2 separate regions of the Homo sapiens genome follow, and region 1 is linked to region 2. Evidence: read pairs that join two places in POLR2A ChIA-PET (ENCODE). Cell type or tissue: OCI-LY7. All regions are shown on one strand. Each heading gives the region's core, and the rest is flanking DNA. Links, peaks and the distances in the headings are about the cores only.

Evidence for each region. ChIA-PET counts read pairs that join two places held together with the same protein. Peaks named below come from ENCODE experiments on the same cell type or tissue, not always from the same donor. Only the 100,000 strongest peaks of a DNase experiment are listed, where the experiment ranks them.
Region 1: POLR2A ChIA-PET joins it to region 2 with 7 read pairs; 6 of 35 experiments call an interaction of 5 or more read pairs at or near these places.

The regions. Positions count from the first base shown.
Region 1 is chr2:113,773,637-113,776,446 of GRCh38, forward strand. No RefSeq gene overlaps it. Among named protein-coding and RNA genes, the nearest start is that of SLC35F5, 18 kb to the left of the region's middle. In OCI-LY7, for the core only: no CTCF peak of the experiment used is centred there; no DNase peak of the experiment used is centred there.
Region 2 is chr2:113,862,199-113,865,008 of GRCh38, forward strand. All of the region lies in intron 1 of ACTR3-AS1 (ACTR3 antisense RNA 1), which reads right to left. Among named protein-coding and RNA genes, the nearest start is that of ACTR3, 26 kb to the right of the region's middle. In OCI-LY7, for the core only: no CTCF peak of the experiment used is centred there; DNase peaks (open chromatin) are centred at 103 and 1,143; H3K4me3 peaks cover 1,832 bases; H3K27ac peaks cover 2,408 bases.

The DNA.
Region 1 (2,810 bases), core at 84-2,583, 89 kb before region 2:
GAAGAGGGCTTGCTTCTGTGGCCAAAATTACATCCCCTGAGAAATCCTAAGATGACTCTGGGACCTTTTGTTCAGGCAAATCTGCAAGGGCCTGGTTTTGCTCCTGAAGTTCACAAAAAGACATGGTAATAGCAAAGTTCATTCATGGACGTAATATTTTTAAGAAATATTTAGACTGAGCATGGTGGCTCACTCCTGTAATCCCAGCACTTTGGGAGGCCGAGGCAGGCAGATCGCTTGACGGCAGGAATTCAAGACCAGCCTGGCCAATATGGCGAAACCCCGTCTCTACTAAAAATACAAAAAAAAAAAAAAAATGAGCCGGGGGTCATGGTGGCACATGCCTGTAATCTCAGCTGCTCGGGAGGCTGCGGCAGGAGAATTGCTTGAACCCGGAGGCAGGGGTTGCAATGAGCTAAGATCCTGCCACCATATTCCAGCCCCAACAGCAAAGTGAGACTCTGCTCTGCCTCAAAAAAAAAAAATTAAAGTGCCTTCTTATGCACAGGACACTTTTAAGAAAGTGTTGCAATACAGGTTTGTGCAAACGTGTAGATAAATTATTTACTACCTTAAAAATTTTATACTATAAGCTTGTATCACTGTAATTCCTAGTAACTCTGAAGAGCAAAATTTTATAGAACTTAAAACATATTGTAGAACTCAAAACATATCATAAGTCTGAAAGGTATTGTTTTCTATCATGGGCCCTCATATGGCAACTGATCAAAACATATTTATTGGTGCTCTCTTCTATGACCAGCAAGCATTGTACTAGACAATATGGAGGATATATTCATTGGCTCTACAAATATTTGAGTGCCCGCTGTGTGTCATGTTCTACTGAAGGTACTAGTCTATCTTAGAATGGCCTTAACTTCAAGGCACTAAATATCTAACAAAAAGCAAAACAGGCCAGGCACAGTGGCTTGCGCCTGTAATCCCAGTACTTTGGGAGGCTGAGGTGGGTGGATCACCTGAGGTTCGGAGTTTGAGACCAGCCTGGCCAACATGGTGAAACCCCATCTCTACCAAAAATATACAAATTAGCCGGTCATGGTGGCATGCACCTGTAATCCCAGCTACTCAGGAAGCTGAGGTGAGAGAATTGCTTGAACCTGGGAGGTGGAGGTTGTAGTGAGCCAAGATTGCACAACTGCACTCCAGCCTGGGTGACAGAGTGAGACTCCGTCTCAAAAACAAAACAAAACAAATAAGACTCTGACTTTCTAGAGCTTATATTCTAGAGGGAGGAAGTAGATAATAAATAAACAAACATGGCCAGGTGTGGTGGCTCATGCTTGTAATCCCAGCCTGGGCTACGGAGCGAGACGCCATCTCAAAAACAAACAAACAAACAAACAAACAAAAATACTCTCTTGATCTGGTGCGGGATGTTGGTAGTGAGGAAAGTTGTGCATGTGTGGGGGCAGGAAGTATATGGGAGCTCTGTATTTTCTGTTCAATTTTCTGTAAACCTAAAATTGCTTTTAAAAATAAGTTCTATTGAAAAAAATATTATCTAACATTTGCTAAGATGTTAATGCTGGGTTTCGTGGACTCTATATTTTTCAAATTTTTCTATTTTGTATTTAACATTCTTCTCTTATACTTAATGACCTCAAAAGTCATACTGTCTCAGTGATAAAAGCTGCTCCAAGGAGACATTAACGAGGCAAACTCCTGCAGGGGAGACCTAAAGTTAAGGTCATTCCAAGATGAGTATTTTCTGAGAGATTTGGCTGCCTGGTCTTCTTACCATCTATATATTCATGATTTTGAAAGTACCTCTTTTATGTTATAATTGAACTGCAGTTCAAATCCCTTGAAAGCACAATAAAGGAGACTTAGCAAGGTGAAGCACCACTCTAGGTATTTTAGATTTTGCAAGATTTACCTTTTAAAATGTAGCCTAATAGGCCGGGCACGGTGACTCCCACCTGTAATCCCAGCACTTTGGGAGGCCGAGGTGGGCGGATCACGAGGTCAGGAGATCAAGACCATCCTGGCTAACATGGTGAAACCCTGTCTCTACTAAAAATACAAAAAATTAGCTGGGCGTGGTGGCGGGCGCCTGTAGTCCCAGCTACTCGGGAGGCTGAGGCAGAAGAATGGTGTGCACCCGGGAGGCGGAGCTTACAGAGATCGTACCACTGCACTCCAGCCTGGGCGACAGAGTGAGACTCTGTCTCAAAAACAAACAAACAAACAAACAAACAAAAAAAGGAGCCTAATAACAATTGCATATGCAGTAGCTTGCTGCTTAAACAAATGAGGCCTAGAGATATAAATGTACCTTTTAGGGGGCAAATTAAGGACATTTTCTACAGGATTTATACTCCCCTATCTCATGCAAGGTGGTTTTTTTGGTGGGTACATCCTATCATTTGTTGGTTCTTGACACATCCCATTTCCCAGCTTGCAGCAGCACTGTGTTCTGCTTTGTCACCTGTTACGCTTACCCTATGTCTCACCTGCCCCTAATCTGGAACCACTAGTTTTATCTCTGATATTCTCTAGTGGCTATCATAGATAACACACAGAATAGAATTTGATAACACTATTCTGCATTTATTGTTCAGTTCCTACATTTCTACATCCTCAACCAGTTTTTTTTTTTTGTTTGTTTGTTTTTTTTTTTTTTTTTTGGAGATGGAGTTTTGCTCTGTCGCCAGGCTGGAGTGCAGTGTCGCCATCTCGGCTCACTGCAACCTCTGCCTCCCGGGTTCAAGCGATTCTCCTGCCTCAGTCTCCCGAGTAGCTGGGACTACAGGTGCATGCCACCATGCCCAGCTAATTTTTGTATTTTC
Region 2 (2,810 bases), core at 83-2,582:
GGCATTTTTTTGCTAAGATATTTCACATGCCATAAAATTCACTCCTTTAGAGTGTACACTTTAGTGGATTTTAGTATATTCACAAAGATGTGTAAGCATCACCACTCTTTTAATTCCAAAACGTTTTCATCCCCCACCCCAGAAAACATGACGGCAACCCATTAGCAGTTACTGTTCACCCCCACTCCCTCAGCCAAAATCTACTTTCTGTCTCTGTTTGTCATAGGCATGTTTTAAACCCATTTGAATTATAGAAGCCTTCTTTGTTTCATTTAAGTGTCTATCAGAAACAAGCTTTCCATAAGTGAACAGTCTTCAACCTTTTGTACAGAAAATCAACTCTAAAATGTTTGCAGAGGGCAAAATATAAAAGGAAGAAAAACAGAAAGAAAAAGGGTCATTCCAGGATACCAATTAAAAGATGAAAATGTACACAATTTATAAGCAAGTATACAACACAGGTCAAGAAGTGAATAGGGATTCTTTGATGCTTTCACTTTCTTAGTAAAAAAAAAAAAAAAAAGAAGAAAAAGTAAATAGGGCCAGGAGCGGTGGTTCACGCCTGTAATCCTAGCACTTTGGGAGCCAAGGCAGGTGGATCACCTGAGGTCAGGAGTTCGAGACCAGCCTGGCCAATATGGTGAAACCTCATCTCTACTAAAAATACAAAAAATTAGCCAGGCATGGTGGTGGGCGCCTGTAATCCCAGCTACTCGGGAGGCTGTGGCAGGAGAATCCCTTGAACCCAGGAGGTGGAGGTTGCAGTGAGCCAAGATCGTGCCATTGCACTCCAGCCTGGGCAACAAGAGCGAAACTCCATCTCCAAGAAAAAAAAAAAAGTGAAACAGCACTAGGTCAGATTATTGAAGAAAGGAACATTTTCTGGGGTCTGATGGTTTTACTATTGTGTTATCCTCAAAAAAATTTTTTGACCAAGGCAGTACACGCACATATTTACAAAAAAGTCAACAATGCTGAAGAGCTTATTGTAAGAGGTAAGAAAGCTTTGCCAGTCCTTCCCACCCCCAACCCACCCCGTTACCTTCCACTCAAGCCCTAGAACAAGTCTGACTTCTTAACGGCTACAGTTTCAAAAATTCTTCTGGGTGGTTACTTCCCTATCTCTAAATAATACAGTTATATCACCACTTCTTTATTTATCAGACAGACAGGCTTTATCTGTGGACTTCCTTCCTATTCTGATAGATGAGAACTTAGTTCACTTACACCCTCCTCCCTCCCAATATGGATGTCTCATTATTTTTAGTTCCTCTATTGTAATTTTAGGTAACTTATTTACTTGAATTCCTCTTTGTAATTTTCTTAATATATGAATATTTGCTTCCTGTTCTGCTAACTGTAACTTGTATCTCTCAAGTCCCCACTTTGTGTGGATCTTCTTCCCTTCTACTTCCAAAATTCTGTCTGCATGTTGTTTTCTAGATTTCAATAGACTAAGTGAAAAAGTTCAAAGGACCAGCACAATGGAATATGAAGTTTTAACAAATGACATTCAAAAAACTGTGAAGTGGTTCACGCACATAAGCAAGAAACTAATATAGGAACACACATCCATCCATCATTCAGCTTTTTCAAATCTTAACATTATCACATATTTGCTTCCCTTTAAAAAGAGAAAGCATTGTCAGTCCACTGAGACCCCATGTACTATTGATTGTATTTCTCTTCTACCTCAATATTCATCATTATATCAAAATCGCTCTTATTAACTCAGCATTTACCATTCTACCACTTGATTTTATACTTTTGACACATACTTTGGCATCCATAAACATTGTATATTAGGCTGGGCATGATGGCTCACTCCTGTAATTATAGCATTTTGGGAAGCTGAGGCGGGTGGATAGCTTGTGCTCAGGAGTTTGAGACCAGCCTGGGCAACATGGTGAGACCCTATCTCTACCAAAAATACAAAAATTAGCTGGACATGGTGGTGCACACCTGTAATCCCAGCTACTCGGGAGGCTGAGGCAGGAAAATCACTTGAACTCGGGAAGTGGAAGTTGCAGTGAGCCGAGATCGTGCCACTGCACTCCAGCCTGGGTGACAGAGCGAGACTCTGTCTCAAAAAAAAAAAAAAAAAAAAAAAAAATATATATATATATATATATAATATACAATTTTGTATGTCACACTTAAAATTTAACATTTTTATTGACACAATTTCATTCATTAGACTTACCATTCCAAATATCATTTGATAGTGTGCCTATCATCCTAATTGCTTACTATTATAAATGATGCTGGTATAAGTACATTGGGTATTCTTAGCATAAATGGGGGAAGGGAACGCTAAGAAAAATTAGCAAATAAATTTTTAAAAGAAAAAAGATAAATGTGGGATATTTAGAATTTACCTTTGGATTCAATGGAACTGGGTTCTGTCTCTTATGCATTAATTATGTTTTAGCCTAACCTAATAGCTATGAAGTTCTGCTCACAGAATTTAAAAAGATCTGGAGACATTTATAAATGAGAAAAAGCATAGATGATAATAAAAAATATATGTGTACCTACAATTAATCAATGTTCATCACAGTTTTTTTTTTTTTTTTTTTTTAGAGGCAGGGTCTTGCTCTGTCACCCAGGCTGGAGTGCAGTGCTGTGATCATGGTTCACTGCAGCCTTGAACTCCTGGGCTCTGGCAATCCTCCTGCCTGAGCCTTCTGAGTAGCTGAGACTATAGATATGGGCCACCACACCTGGCTAATTTTTAATTTTTTTTAGTAGAGATGAAGTCTTGCTATGTTGACCAGGCTTGTGGGAGTTCAGTCAGGCTGGTGGAAAAA